Linked DNA regions of Homo sapiens: region 1 is linked to region 2. A link is an interaction called in ENCODE POLR2A ChIA-PET data of the cell type or tissue named here. Cell type or tissue: PC-3. All regions are shown on one strand. Each heading gives the region's core, and the rest is flanking DNA. Links, peaks and the distances in the headings are about the cores only. Region 1 overlaps CERT1 (ceramide transporter 1). Region 2 overlaps POLK (DNA polymerase kappa).

Region 1 (8,345 bases), core at 326-8,325, 110 kb after region 2:
ATATCTTATATTTATCACCTCTCAATGTTTTCCATCTAATTTTGGCCTCTATCCTACATTTGTTTCTTTCTAATAATTACTTCTCAGCACCAAAACAAGGAAAATGAGACCAGTGAGGAACTTACCTCAATCACAAAATTTAAGGAAGCAAGAAAAAACTCAATAATCAAGATAAATATTTTATTGCAATATTTTTTAAAAGGACTAAATTACTGTATAATGAGCAAAATATCAAAATTTTTAATAAAGACAGGATTGATTGTTACTGAATGAAACAATCTGTTAGAAGTTTGGGGCACATATGTGTGTGTAATATAGTGATGTGAGCTTTATTGCATAATACATCCTCTTAACCAAATCTGTCATTTCCTTTGCCCTGTAGACTCATCTTCTCTCGTTTTTTTTTTTTTTTTCACTTTGTTGAGATGTAAAACTTTTGTGTTATTCACAGACTTTCTATACCACTTACAATTCATGCTTTTCTCTTCTGTGCCACCTATGCTCCAGATCATAGATGGTAGAAATGGCTCCCTTGTCTGCATAAGAAGGTGTTTGCCAGAGAAAATGGTGAATTATGAGCTATATGTTCTTTTATTTTTCTAAAACTTTAATAAGTATATTTAACACATTACAAAATGTAAAACATTTTAAGAAATACTGGCTGGAAATATAATGGGAATTATCATGGAGTAAAAGTTTAAAACTCCTGGGCTACTTACAGCAATAGACTGATCATCTGCTTTACTTTATTTGGTTCTTTAGATTAGCATTTCCCAATCTTTTTGGCACCAGGGACCAGTTTCATGAAAGACAATTTTTCCATGTAGTGGGTGACGGGGGATGGCTTTGGGATGAAACTCTTCCACCTCAGATCATCAACCATTAGATTCTCATAAGGAGCGAACAACCTAGATCCTTTGTATACACAGTTCGTTGTAGGGTTTGTGCTCCTATGAGGATCTAATGCCGCTGCTGATCTGACAGGAGGCAGAGCTCAGGTGGTAATGCTTGCTTGCCTGCTGCTTACTGCCTGCTGTGCGGCCCAGTTACTAACAGCCCATGGACTGGCACGGGTTTGTGACCTAGAGTCTGGGGACTCCTGCTTTACATAGCATATGTTTCATTTCCTCCAAGAAGCTATTCTCAGTAATTAGACTTGATTCTTAACATGCCTGGATATTTATAATTCAGTTAAATTTATGATCATTATTTATGAATGTTGGACGTTATCGCTTATGTCTTTCTGTATTTATAATTACTGAAGCAGGATATGCATTGTTTTTCCCTTTTGCTTCTTTCTAGCACACTCTACTTCTCATTTGTAGGTTTATTATTGTCCAGCACATACTGATTCAGGAAATTTAACTTGAATCCTTTAATCAGTCAGAACCATGATTTCTTATCTTAAGTTGTTTCATAGCCTAAAGAAAATGGTAGAGTTAGTTTATATTGTGTTTGCTAAATAAACTGATGAGATAAAAGGTGGATGTTGTTAAGGGAGGGAGAGAATAAACAATAAACCCTGGGAGGAGTACAGGATGTAAATTGTGTTAAGCAAATAAGTTCACTGTCGTGTTGCCCAGAGCGGATTCTTTTCCCTCCAAGGTTAAGAATCTTTTTAGGAGAGGATATTGATTGACTCTCTCTACTGTATCTGGTGGAAAAAGAGGTGGTAAATGTGATGTATTCCTGTCATATTTTAATTCATTTATTGAGATTAAAAACAAGGATGTAAAACATTCATTTTTTATATTCTTGAGTCAAGAGCACTGAATCAAAAAGTTGACATTTTCACTAAATGTTTACACCTTAATGCGGAGTTTTCTCTAGATAGCTCATGTAGATCTTATGTAATATTCATTTTATTTTTTTCCTTTAGCTGGAAGTGCTCCTGGTTGTTACTATCAAAGACATGTAAAAGCCTAGAAGTTAATTTTAGATACTTAAAGGGAAATGTTAACATTTTTATCTTGCTTTGTTAAATTTCATAAGATTTGATAAATGAGATATCAAGAATATTTAATGAAATAAAATTATTAATGGGCATTTACTTTTGAATAATGGAGTAAGAAAAAAGTAGTAAATGTCTACTCTAAAACTTATTTTGGCCTTAAAAAATATATATGCTTTTAGCTCGGCACAATAGCTTGTGCCTGTAACCCCAGCAACATGAGAGGCCAAGGTGGGAGGATTGTTTAAGGCCAGGAGTTCGAGACCAGCCTGGGCAACATAGCAAGGCTCCATCTTTTTTTTTTTTTTTTTTTTTTTTTTTGAGACGGAGGACTCACTCTGTCACCCAGGCTGGAGAGCAGTGGCGCAATCTCGGCTCACTGAAACCTCGGCCTCCCGGGTTTAAGCAATTCTCTGCCTCAGCCTCCCAAGTAGCTGGGATTACAGGTGCCCACCACCACGCCCAGCTGATTTTTGTATTTTTAGTAGAGACAGGATTTCACCATCTTGGCCAGGCTGGTCTTGAACTCCTGACCTCGTGACCCACCTGCCTTGGCCTTCCAAAGTGCTGGGATTACATGCATGAGCCACCGTGCCCAGCCAGCAAGCCTACATTTTTAAAAAATTTTAAAAATTAGCAGGGCATGGTGGTATGTGCCAGTAGTCCCAGTTGGGAGGCATGAGGATCACCTGAACCCAGGAGTTCAAGGCTGGAGTGAGGCTGTGTTCATGCCATTGCACTCCAACCTGGGCAATAGAGCAAGACCCTCACCTCAAAAATAAATAAAAATAAAAGTTATCCTTTTGGTGGTGTTCTCACTAGTTAACTCAAAGCATTTGATGAAAAATATCAGCTCTGTTTTAGAAATAGATGTTTGTAGCATATGTGACAACTCATTTGTAAGAGTAGTGAGTGAAATTTGGCTTTTGGTAACTGTGCCTTTGTACATTCTTATCTTCAGACAAGTTATTTGAGCAGAAAAATAAAAAGTAACAAGTCTCCCACCAGCACAGAATGAGTATGTTCATGTTTTGGCTTTGGGGTGTAACACTTCTAAGGATATAATTAGCTTTGCTTTTCATTTTCTACTTTTTCTCCACAGCCTCACGATTTTGATGAATGTCGATTTGATATTAGTGTAAATGATAGTGTTTGGTATCTTCGTGCTCAGGATCCAGATCATAGACAGCAATGGATAGATGCCATTGAACAGCACAAGGTAAGATCCCTAATGTTTACCTGTCCATGGAGGACTAGGTAAGAGATTGTTGACAATACCTTAAAAAAAAAGTTGACATGTGACATTAGTTACTGAAACATTGAACATTATTTGGATGATAAAGATTAAAGCAGTTCATATGTAAATTTTTGAAATAATTTTTATTTTTAACACTTTAGTTGTACTAAGGGTATTTGCTATGATAAATATTACTCGGCTGGGCATGGTGGCTCACGCCTGTATTCCCAGCACTTTGGGAGGCCGAGGCAGGTGGATCAGCTGAGGTCAGGAGCAATACCAGCCTGGCCAGCATGGTGAAATCCCTTTTCTACTAAAAATACAAAAATTAGCCGTGCTTAGTGGTGAGCACCTGTAATCCCACCTACTCAGGAGGCTGAGGCAGTAGAACCGCTTGAATCCGGGAGGCAGAGGTTGCGGTAAGCCAAGATTGGGCTACTGCACTCCAGCCTGGGCAACAGAGCAAGACTCCATCTCAAAAAAAAAAAAGATAAATATTTTTCATTGTTAACTACATCAAAAATATACCCTTTTTCATAAAACACATTTCGATTTTTTATTTAGGTTTTGCTTCATAATAAATACCTTTTTAATGATCTAAATAAAAGGATTTTTGAAATAACATTGGATTATAAAACCCCAACTTATAAAAGTTTCAATGTTGATTTTTGTTATAACTTTTTGGGTAAATTCTTAGTACGAACATTTGTAAATCAGTTATTCTTTGTAAATGTGAGGCTATCTAATGATAAACCTATAGAAAGTCTTTTTTATATAAATATATAAGGTACATTCATATAATTTAAGCTAGTCTTTGACTTCTGTTAATAAATATTAAGTAGACTAAAGAAATACATTAATAAATCTGTATTATTAGCTAATTCAGTAATACCATGATAAAACAGAGAACGTTCTAAATCCACCATGTCATTCTTGAGTATGACTTAAGAGAAGTTTTGCTTGTTTACGTACTTGCCTATACTTGTTCGTTTGAGTTTCACAAAGTTGTAGTTGAAACACCTGTTTTGGTTATTTCTAACAGGCACAAAACACACACACACATACCACACACACACACACACACACATTTTTAACAGGCACAAAACACACACACACACACCACACACACACACACACGCGCGCCTATACCCATACACCCAAGAAAAACCAGTCTGGCTTGAGAAAGAAAAGCTAACACGATTGATAAAGAAGTATGCGATTGTGAAATCTCAGGCACTGTTTTGGGTATTTTTAACAAGCACAAAACACACACACACACCCCTACACCCACACACCCAAGAAAAACCAGTCTCACCTGAGATTTCACAATTGCATACTTCTTTATCAATCGTATTAGCTTTTCTTTCTTGGTTTATTGATTTAAGATTTCTCCCAGCCTAAATAAAATTGACTATGTTACCTTTCTTTTTTTTCTTTGTTTTAGCTTTAGGACTATATATTTAAACTTTAGTGTTAAGTTTTTAAAACATTTTCTAAGTCTTAGTTATCTTGGTAATGTTACTTCAGAAAAGTCTAAATATGGAAAAAAATTATTGTTTTTCTATTATTTAAAAGAGAAATGAGCTACTATTCAAAAAATCTCAATGCTCTGGAGCCAGGCCATGCATGCAGCCTCTGCCATGTATGACATATGTGAGCTTGGCTGTGTTAATTAACCTCTTCTTAGTGTTTATTCTCAGCTGCCATGTTGGTACTTCTGCTCAAAGTAGTAGTAAGACATAAATGAGATAATATGCAAAGTTACTTACCAGAATGACTGATGTATTTCCCCATTTATGGCATATAGGAAAAGCAAGAGACTTGGAGTCTCAACTAAATTCACTAAATTATACCATCTTGTTTCTGGATGAAGAGTTTTACGTTAGGTGAGAGAAGCTAAATGTGCATATAAGGAGAACAGCCTGTTTCATGTTATTTAATCAGGGCCAGCCGTCTCACTAGTGATTAAAGATGTTATTAAGTAGAATTAATTTCTATATTTTTAATGGAGATGACCTTTAAGGGCTTAATCAGTTGATTTTTATTACAGGGCAAGTTTTTTTCTGTTTTAATTAAACATATTTTATTTTGCTCACTTTTCTCTGTTAAGTCCAATGACAGTTCCTTTGCAAGGTTCCCGTTTTGTGTTTTCTTCCTTTAGTGAAGATTAATGCACGAAGTATATATTTCTCCTTTAGTGTTGATTTCTTTACATCTTTGAACAATGGATAGATTTAATCTTTGGGTCTCTCTCAGAGCAGTGGGACTTAAGCTGAGATAACAAATTTTGAGTGATTTTTAGTTCCTGAAAAAAATACTCAACTGCAGGGTTGTGATGCATTGTACAAGTTTGCCCTTTCTTTTTTTTTTTTTTTTTTTTTTTGAGATGAGGTCACTTTGTCACCCAGCATGGAGTGTGATCTCGGCTCACTTCAGCCTCTGCCTCCTCGGTTCAAACGATCCTCTCACCTTAGCCTCCCAAGTAGCTGGGACTACAGGCATGCACCACCGTGCCTGGCTAATTAATTTTTTGTATTTTTGGTAGAGACACGGTTTCGCCATGTTGCCCAGGCTGATCTTGAACCCCTGAACTCAAGTGATCTGCCCATGCCAGCTTCCCAAAATGCTGGGATTACAGGTGTCAGCCTCTGCAGCCAGCCACCCTTTCTTATTTTTAAAGATAGTTTATTTGTAGACTAGGAGAAATCATTGTTAATTGTTGTTAATATTATTTAATGTACTAAAGTAAAATATGTGATGTATGCCAACTGAGCAGCCTATCAGTGAATATTTAAGTGAATTCATATTTAGAATATGAATTCTAAAAGTAAATTGTTGAGTTATTTAACATGTAAGAAGGAGAAATTTCAAATGTTGTCATTGTTTTTTTTCCTCCCATAGACCAGGGCTAGTGAGATGTTTCTTGATTCATTCTTCAGTATCATTAAGGAATATTGATTGTGGAAGCTAAGTTTAGTAATTTTACTATTTAAGTATGCATTATCGTCTTGATCCTCTATATAAAACTGTACAGGCATAATGATGATAATGATAGGAGCTAACACTTATTGAGGATCACCAAGTACTAATCATTGTATTAAGTGCTTTATGTGTTTTATTTTCTCCCTACTATCCTGAAAAATAAAGTAGTATTTTGCAGAAGAGGAAACAGGTTTAGATTAAAATTAAGTAATTTGCCTGAGACTGTACTGTCTTTTAGTTTGTGATTTCTGAGTATTCAATTTTGTGTTAATTCTCTTGTCTGTCTGTTACCATTAGTAAACGGACTGTTTATGAACAATTCCCATGAGCTAACCTCCTGCAAATTGTGGTGTATAATCTGAGTTCTCCTACTATACCTATGCAAGATAAATATGAACTCATTTTTCTTTTCGCCCGTGGATTGTCAAACAGGACAGTATATTATATTGGTAACTGTTTCAGTAGCGGATTTCAGACTCCAGAGTCTGGCAAATGTGGATTTGAATCCTGGCACTACTATGTATTAGACTAGTGCAAAAGTAACTGTGATTTTGGACCATGATTTTTTAAATCATTTTAACTAGGCTCAAACACATCTTTATTAATCAAAATAGGAACCATTACAATCAACACATTTTTACCAATAAGAAATAAGTTTGTTTATTCCTGTAGCATAAAAATCTGTGCTTCGGGATTCTACAAACTCTTGGAAAGCATTTTCTGCATCCTGCTGGTTGTGGAAGCATTTTCCCTGCAAAAAGTTGTCAAGATGCTTGAAGAAGTGGTAGTCAGTTGGCAAGAGGTCAGGTGAATATGGCGGATGAGGCAAAACTTTGTAGCCCAGTTTGTTCAACTTTTGAAACATTGGTTGTGCAATGTGCAGTCAAGACATTGTGAAGAAGAATTGGGCCCTTTCTGTTGACCAGTGCTGGCTGTAGGCATTGCATCGCATCTATTTGCTGAACATACTTTTCAGATGTAATGGTTTCACCGGGATTCAGAAAGCTGTAGTGGTTCAGACCGGCAGCAGACCACCAAACAGTGACCATGACCTTTTTTTGGTGCAAGTTTGGCTTTGGGAAGTGCTTTGGAACTTCTTCTTGGTCCAGCCACTGAGCTGGTCGTCACCAGTTGCTGTATAAAATCCACTTTTCGTCACATGTCACAATCCGATCAAGAAATGGTTCTTTATTGTTGTGTAGAATAAGAGAAGATGACACTTCAAAACTTGCGATTTTTAAAATTTTCACTCAGCTCATGAGGCATCCACTTAATTGAGTTTTTTCACCTTTCCAATTTGCTTCAAATCCCAAACAACTGTAGAATGGTCGACATTGAGTTCTTCGGCAACTTCTTGTGTAGTTGTAAGAGGATCAGCTTCCATGATTGGTCTTAGTTGGTCGTTGTCAACTTCAGATGGCCAGCCACTACTCTTCTCATCTTGAAGGCTCTCATCTCCTTTGCAAACTTCTTGAAACACCACCGCACTGTATGTTCGTTAGCAGTTCCTGGGCCAAATGCATTGTTGATGTTGCAGGTTGTCTCTGCTGCTTTATGACCCATTTTGCACTCAAATAAGAAAATCTTTTGAATTTGCTTTATTTGCTTTTTGTCTGACATCATTTTTGTAGTCTAAAATAGATATAAACAGCAAGTAATAAGTCATTAGCAAAAAACAAAGCAAGAAATGCACATTAAAATAATGTATAATATAACCACATTTATTTAAGAATGTAATCCAATATCAAACGGCAAATTTCAACAATGCAAAAACTGCATTAGCACCAACTAATACTAGCTAAGTGGCCTTGGTAAGTTATTGAAAGGAGGAAAATAATGATAGTTTACGGTATGTGTTACCATACCCTCAGCACCCCCACACCTTAACAAAAATAAGCAACAAAATAACCTATCCATGATAAAACAATAGTATTATACTTTGCGGTTAGCCTGGGCACCCATAATTCCAGCTTATTCAGTTCATTTCACAGTTACTTCATCAGTGCACCACTTGCCATTAGTAGACCTGTATTTTTCTGTTCTGATGCCATTGGATGGGCTTTTGTTAGGGCTTACCTGGAAGGTTTTAGTTATTTTCAACATCTGGAGGAAGAGGTCGGGGGTTTCTTTTCCATCCTTCCCAGAAGACCCTTATGCTGATTATAAATTCTTTGT
Region 2 (8,345 bases), core at 133-8,132:
GAGCAAGGTTGAGCCATCGCCATCGCACTCTGCTCAAATTACAGAATCATGAGCAAATAAATTTTGGCTGTCCACTAAATACTGGGGGAGGCTGTTATGCAGCAATAGGTAACTGCTGTAGGATCTCAGTTGCAACTCTCAGTGCCAAGTTAGAACATTTCAAAAATCCATCAAATTCGCCAAAAAAGAATTTTATCAGTGGGAATAATCAAACAATCACTCCCATTAATTTGTAGATATACTTTCATATGTTTAATAGGACAAAAAGTTATGCTTAGTAGAAGGGAAAACTATTTGTTCAACATACAAAAGGGGTAATCTTTGTTTAAATATAACAATAATTTTGAATTTAGAAACAATAACTGATTTTTAGGAGGACAGAAATTGTAGGAAAGAAAATATTTTGTAGATTTCAAAAGCAGTTGGTTTAGCTTTAACATGGCTACAGCAAGTTTGTATGTATACACATACATAAACATACATAAATTTATGGTGTTATATCTTAATAAAATTAAATATATTTTTTGAAATATTTATTGATGATTTGTAGGAAAGGGGAGTTTCCTTTCAAAAAACAGTGTTTTGGAATCAGACTTATCAGCTGCCTGCATACTCACAGAGGCAGAGATAAAAAAACAAACAGATTATAGTTTTATAATAAAATAATCACTCAGTAAGAATTAGTTTTGTAGCTATCTAAGGCATGGGAAGGAGTTAGGAACAGGGAAGAACTCTTCTTGTTTTTCTAATACTTTTTAAATATTATCTCATCTATTTTAGTTGCTACTTTTAATTTCCAACACACTTTCAGCCACACATAGCTATCCTGGTTCTTCTAAGGTTAGAGTGGTAAAAAGGAAGAGCAACTCAGTAATCAGAAAAGCAAAAGTTCTAAGTCATGGGAAAAACAATTTAACTGCATTCTAAATGTACTCTATTAACGAAGTATGTTATTCCAGAACTAGGGTTGGCAAACCTTTTCTTTTCTGTGGAAGTCCAGATAGTAATCATTTTAGGCTTTGCAGATCACTTAATTATTGAACTCTGCTCTTTTAGTGCAACAATAGTAATAAATAAATGGGTGTGACTTTGTTCCAATAAAAAGCTGGATTTGGCCTGCAGATCAGTTTGAAAATCTCTATTAATACTTTAGAATAACATTTCCTTTTCTTTCTTCTTCAACTCTCTTTAACTAGAACGGTTACTTATGGAAAAATTTAATTTGCCATGGAAATTATTAGGTTTGTAACTTTGGGCAAGTTATTAAACATCTCTCTGAGTTTTCTTTTTTGCCAAATGGAAATAAAAACTAGTACCTTAAAGCAGCAGTTCCTAACCTTTTTGGCACCAGAGACTGGTTTCGTGGAAGACAATTTTTCCACGGACTGGTGGGGTGATAGTTTTGAGATGATTCAAGCACGTCACATTTATTGTGCACTTTATTCCTATTATAATTACATTGTAATATATAATGAAATAATTACACAACTCACCATAATGTAGAATCAATGGGAGCCCTAAGCTTGTTTTCCTGCAATTAGAGAATCCCATCTGGGGGTGATGGGAGACAGTGATAGATCATCAGGCATTTGATTCTCATAATGAGTATGTAACCTGGATCCCTCACATGTGCAGTTCACAATAGAGTTTGCACTCCTATGAGAATCTAATGCCACAACTGATCTGACAGAGCTCGGGCATACTGCAAGTGATGGGAAGTGGTTGTAAATACAGACGAAGCTTCGTTTGCTTGCCTGACGCTCACCTCCTGTTGTGAGGCCCAGTTCCTAACAGACCATGGACCAATACCAATCTGTGAACTGGGGGTTGGGGTCCCCTGCCTTAAAGTATGTTGAAAGGATTCAGTAATTGAGTCATATATAAGGCACCCAGAAAAATACTCAGCAAACTGGTAGACCTCAATAAAGAATTCCCCCTTCATGAAACAGTAAAGCTTACTTGAGTACGTTATAAAATTTCCTTTTTGTATTTGATCTTTACTTACCAGCATACTCATTGATCCTACAGCAATGGGTTTATCCTTCAATTCTGGATTGTCCCTCATTTCTACAGCTGCATAGAAAGCATCCATGTCAATGTGCACTATGGTATTGCTCAAATTTCGGCTTTGTTCTAATTCCATTGCAAATCTGTCAACCTTAATTTTTTAAAAAAGTTAACATACTTTTAGACAACATAATATTGAAACACCATTAACCACAACATTAATCTTAATTTATTAAGTGTCTATCAGTCTCTGTCCACACACCCATTCATCCATCCATCCATCCATTCATCCATCCACCCATCCACTTACTTATGGGTGTGTATTTTGTTGTTCATGGGTGTTTATGGGTTTATATTTTATTATTGTTTATAAGTGTTTATCTATGTATATTGTATTGTTTTTTAAATTAAAATTGGTAATTGCTTTTATTTTCATAGAGACAGCCTATCCTCAAATATAATTCCCTACTAACCCTTTCATCTCTCCATACCCTTAGGCACATAACAGGAACTTAATATTTAATGAATGAATGATCTAATCCAACTGCTTTTATCAAATGATTCTACTGCTTTATAAATTTGGAGTCCAACTCACTATAACTAAAAGCTTCAATGTAAGTAAAATAAACAACTGACATTTGATTCATAATAATAATGTCTTAAAAAAGCAACAAAGGAAATATACAACAAAATATAGTACCTCTTTGGCATATGATGTTTATGCTGAACAGGAAGGTACAACTGAAGATACTGTAGCATAATGTAAATGTTCCTCTGTAGAATTGCTTTTATAATGTTAAAATTTGATGTTAATCTATACAAGTAAAATTTAAAACCCAAGCTGTAATTTATTCTTCATGAACTTTAATATATATGTCAAATACAATAGTGAAGATTCTTAATCTTTAAAGAATTTTAGTTTCTTCAGAGAAAACTAACAACTTAGTTTTACAACGAGAAAGAAATGAAAGGGGGTAGAAATAAACAAAGGAAGCAAGTAAGAAAAGTGATTTTGCAGCAGACATACTCATTTCTAACTTCCATTTTTGTGGCCGGCCTCCACTATCAAGGCAAGAAAGGCTAAATACTCACTTTCCCAGCTTACCCTGCAGCTGGAGGTGGCTGTGTAATAGTTGTGATCTATGCAACATAGGGAAGTTACCAAGACCATTAAAGTAAAAATCATAAGAAAGCTATTAAATAAGCTGGAAAATATACAGAACATAGAACAGTACCTGGTACATGGCACAAGTTCAATAAATACATCTATTACTAAAAGGATCAATGGATAGCTGCATAATAAAACATTAAAAACTGAGAGAAAAACAGCCAGCAATGAGCAAGTGGGGTCATCTATGGAACGTGGAGTTCCCTCTAGCAAGTTTTCTCAAAGGTGGAGAGCTATAGGTGTATATGTGGCTTTTTCCCTCATGTTGTACTCCAGCTTTGCCTCCACTCTGCAGAATTTTTTTTATGTCCTTCCTTCTTAGTCTTACTGTGACACTAGCTGCCCACTAGTCGCAGGTTAAAACTATAACTCCTCTTTTAGAAGCAATCACCCTGACTCATGTTTGTCTACAGGAGGTACAGTGAAATCTGTAGGAGGCTTCCCCTTGTTTAGGCTACAGCTCACTGAATGACCTGGGTTGCTCTATGCCTTCCTCAGGCTGTTCCTCTGTCTAGAGTGCCTTTCCAAGCTCTGTCACAAGCCTTCAAGGATCAGCTGAAATATCTCTTCGTATCTTAATGGAATGTCTGTCCTCTGTGCCACAGAATTTAATGTTCCTTGCTTTCCTGCTCTTGCATGGCACTTACTGTATTAGATACTAAATTGTCAGTTCCTTCAGGAGAAAGACCTTATCTGATTTCAAATTATTTTCTCACAAGAGAGACGGGGAGGGGAGACTAGAAGGAGAAAAATAATGAATTTATAGCAGTATATTAAAGTTGGTTTAAAAAGTGAAAGGAGTACTAGTAGAAAAATCTTGAAGAAGGCTAACTTCTTACAGTAAAATCCCATACCTAATAAATGGAACCTTTCAATATTACCAAAATTTAACATGCTAATTAAAACCTACTTCTTTTAGTACCTCAATTCTGAACCAGAGAATAGCACCATGACCACATATAAACAAATTATGGAGATTAACAAAAACAAATGTAAACTAAAAACTACTCTATTTTAATCCAGAAAATATACCTAAGAAATAACAGTCAAATGAGAATAAGAAAGTGGCATCTGAAATACTTGGACATGGAATCATCTAGAAAAGAAAAAGATAATAAATAGAAAGCAAGTCAAATGGGAAAAAATTCTCCTCAGACTCATATATTAATGCTATAATAATGTCTTCAGCAAGCTATTCTCTTTTTTTGTGCTTAAAGCAAGTGTAGTTGCCAAAAGGAAACCTCTCCACTGCATGACTCATACATTCCACTTTCCTTTACTATCTCTCATTAGTCACCCTTGTCTGAACTCTTTTCTTTCTACATCAACCAGATGCATGCCACTACTGCTTTTAAAAGTTTCTTCAACTGAAATCCCCATTCATATTGTCCTTTCTTCCATTTTCCAATGACTTTCAAGTTCTGATCTGAGTCTCCAACATGCACGTTGTTCCTTTTGCTACTGCTCAAAACTGGTGTGTGTCACACTCGTTAAGAATAACGGCTTCGGGGATTCCCGGGTAAGATGGCTGCAGCTCCCAGTGAGACCAAGGCAGAAGGCAGGTGATTTCTGCATTTCCAACTGAGGTACCCGGCTCACCTCACTGGGACTGATTAGAAAGTGGGTGCAGGCCACGAAAGGCTAGGAGAAGCAGGGTGGGGTGTCACCTCACCTGGGAAGCACAAGGGGTCTGGGAACTCCCTCCCCTAGCCAAGGGAAGCCGTGAGGGACTGTGCCGTTGGTGAGGGATGGTGCTATCCAGCCTAGATATTACGCTTTTCCCACTGTCTTCACAACCTGGAGACCAGGAGATTTCACGGGGTGCCTACACAACCAGGGCCCTGGGTTTCAAGCACAAAACTGGGCGGCCATTTGGGCAGACACTGAGCTAGCTGCAGGAGTTTTTTTTCATACCCCAGTGGTGCCTGAACGCCAGAGAGACAGAACCGTTCATTCCCTGGGAAACGGGGCTGAAGCCAGGGAGCTGAGTGGTCTGGCTCAGCGGATCCCACGCCCACGGAGCCCAGCAAGCTAAGATCCACTGGCTTGAAATTCTCGCTGCTGGCAGAGCAGTCTGAAGTTGACCTGGGACACTCCAGCTTGGTGAAGGGAGGTGCGTCATCCATTACTGAGGCCTGAGTAGGTGGTTTTCCCCTCACAGTGTAAACAAACCCAGTGGGAAGTTCGAACTGGGTGGAACCCACCACAGCTTGGCAAGGCCACTGTAGCCAGACTGCCTTCCTAGATTCCTCCTCTCTGGGCAGGGCATCTCTGAAAGAAAGGCCACAACCCCAGTCAGGGGCTTATTGATAAAACTCCCATCTCCCTAGGACAGAGCACCAGGGGAAAGGGGCAGTTGTGGGCACAGCTTCAGCAGACTTAAACATTCCTGCCTGCTGGCTCTGAAGAGAGCAGCGGATCGCCCAGCACAGCGCTCAAGCTCTGCTAAGGAACAGACTGCCTCCTCAAGTGGGTGCCTGACCCCAATGCCTCCTGATGGCAGGGGTTGACAGACACCTCATACAGGAGAGCTCCAGCTGGCATCTGATGGTGCCCCTCTGGGATGAAGCTTCCAGAGGAAGGAACAGGCAGCAATCTTTGCTGTTCTGCAGCCTCCACTGGTGATACCCAGGCAAACAGGGTCTGGAGTAGACCTCCAGCAAACTCCAGCAGAACTTCAGAAGAGGGTCCTGCTAGAAGGAAAAATAACAAACAGAAAGCAACAGCATCAACATCAACAAAGAGGATAACCACGCAAAAACGCCATTCAAAGGTTACCAAAATCAAACACTAAAGGTAGATAAATCCACAAAGATGAGGAAAAAACAGTGCAAAAAGGCTGAAAATTCCAAATAACAGAACACCTCTGTTCCTCCAAAGAATCCCAACTTCATGCCAGCAAGGGAACAAAACTGGATGGAGAATGAGTTTGACAAATTGACAGAAGTAGGCTTCAGAAGGTGGGTAATAACAAAGTCCTCCGAGCTAAAGGAGCATATTCTAACCCAACACAAGGAAGCTAAGAACCTTGATAAAAGGTTACAGGAACTGCTAACTAGAATAACCAGTTTAGAGAAGAACATAAATGACCTGATGGAGCTGAAAAACACAGCACAAGAACTTCGGGAAGCATACACAAGTATCAATAGCTGAATTGATCAAGCGGAAGAAAGGATATCAGAGACTGAAGATCAACTTAATGAAATAAAACATGAAGACAAGGTTAGAGAAAAAAGAATAAAAGGAACAAACAAAGCCTCTTAGAAATATGGGACTATGTGAAAAGACCAAACCTACATTTGATTGGTGAAACTAAAACTGACAAGAAGAATGGAACCAAGTTGGAAAACACTCTTCAGGATATTATCCAGGAGAACTTCCCCAACCTAGCAAGAAACGCCAACACTCAAATTCAGGAAATACAAAGAAAAACACAAGATACTCCTCGAGAAGAGCAACCCCAAGACACATAATCATCAGATTCACCAAGGTTGAAATGAAGGAAAAAATGTTAAGGGCAGCCAGAGAGAAAGGTCAGGTTACAAAGGGAAGTCCATCAGAATAACGGCAGATCTCTCTGCAGAAACCCTACAAGCCAGAACAGAGTGGGGGCCAACATTCAACATTCTTAAAGAATTTTCAACCCAGAATTTCATATCCAGCTAAATTAAGCTTCATAAGTGAAGGAGAAATAAAATCCTTTACAGACAAGCAAATGCTGAGGAATTCTGTCACCACCAGGCCTGCCTTACAAGAGCTCCTGAAGGAAGCACTGAATATGGAAAGGAAAAACCGGTACCAGGCACTGCAAAAGCATACCAAAATGTAAAGACCACTGACACTTGAAGAACCTGTATCAACTAATGGGCAAAATAACCAGCTAGCATCATTATGACAGGATCAAAATAAATGCCCCAATTAAAAGACACAGACTGGCAAATTGGATAAAGAGTCAAGACCCATCAGTGTGCTCTATTCAGGAGACCCATCCCATGTGCAAAGACACACAACGGCTCAAAATAAAGACATGGAGGAAGATTTACCAAACAAAAAAGAAAGGAAAGAAAGAAAAGAAAGAAAGAAAGAAAGAAGAAAAAAAAGCAGGGGTTGCAATCCCAGTCTCCGATAAAACAGATTTTAAACCAACAAAGATGAAAAGAGACAAAGAAGGGCATTACATAATGGTAAAGGGATCAATGTAACAAGAAGAGCTAACTATCCTAAACATATATGCACCCAATGCAGTAGCACCCAGATTCATAAAGCAAGTTCTTAGAGACCTACAAAGAGACTTAGACTCCCACACAATAACAGTGGGAGACTTTAACACCCCACTGTCAACATTAGACAGATCAACGAGACAGAAAATTAACATGGATATTCAGGACTTGAACTCAGCTCTGGACCAAGCAGACCTAATAGACATCTACAGAACTTTCCACCCCAAATCAACAGGATATACATTCTTCTCAGCAACACATCGCAATTATTCTAAAATTGACCACATAATTGGAAGTAAAACACTCCTCAGCAAATGCAAAAGAACAGAAATCATAACAGTCTCTCAGACCACAGCGCAATCAAATTAGAACTCAGGATTAAGAAACTCACTCAAAATTGCACAACTACGTGGAAACTGAACAACCTGCTCATGAATGACTCCTGGATAAATATGAAATTAAGGCAGAAATAAGTAAGTTCTTTGAAATCAATAAGAGAACAAAGACACAATGTACCAGAATCTCTGGGACACAGCTAAAGCAGTGTTTAGAGGTAAATTTATAGCACTAAATGCCCATAGGAGAAAGCAGGAACGATCTAAAATCAACACCCTAACATCACAATTAAAATAATTAGAAAAGCAAGAGCAAACAAATTCAACAGCTAGCAGAAGACAAGAAATAACTGAGATCAGAGCAAAACTGAAGGAGATAGAGACACGAAAATCCCTTAAAAAAATCAATGAGTTCAGGAGCTGGTTTTTTTGAAAAGATTAACAAAATAAGCAGACTGCTAGCCAGACTACCAACCAAAAAAAAGTCCAGGACCAGACAGATTCACAGCCAGATACAGTGGCTCACGTCTGTAATCCCAGCACTTTGGGAGGCTGAAGCGGGCAGATCACCTGCGGTTGGGAGTTCAAGACCAGCCTGACCAACATGGAGAAACC

What was found. Peaks named below come from ENCODE experiments on the same cell type or tissue, not always from the same donor. Only the 100,000 strongest peaks of a DNase experiment are listed, where the experiment ranks them.
Region 1: POLR2A ChIA-PET joins it to region 2 with 12 read pairs; 2 of 35 experiments call an interaction of 5 or more read pairs at or near these places.

Annotation. Positions count from the first base shown.
Region 1 is chr5:75,453,890-75,462,234 of GRCh38, reverse strand. CERT1 (ceramide transporter 1) reads left to right here. Exons shown (of 17, transcript NM_001379029.1): 3 at 3,054-3,170. Among named protein-coding and RNA genes, the nearest start is that of CERT1, 54 kb to the left of the region's middle. In PC-3, for the core only: no CTCF peak of the experiment used is centred there; no DNase peak of the experiment used is centred there.
Region 2 is chr5:75,563,153-75,571,497 of GRCh38, reverse strand. POLK (DNA polymerase kappa) reads right to left here. Exons shown (of 15, transcript NM_016218.6): 4 at 2,006-2,158. Among named protein-coding and RNA genes, the nearest start is that of ANKDD1B, 44 kb to the left of the region's middle. RefSeq lists enhancers at 4,445-4,524, 4,545-4,764, 4,719-5,918. In PC-3, for the core only: no CTCF peak of the experiment used is centred there; DNase peaks (open chromatin) are centred at 3,587, 4,447 and 5,317; H3K4me3 peaks cover 1,862 bases; H3K27ac peaks cover 3,198 bases.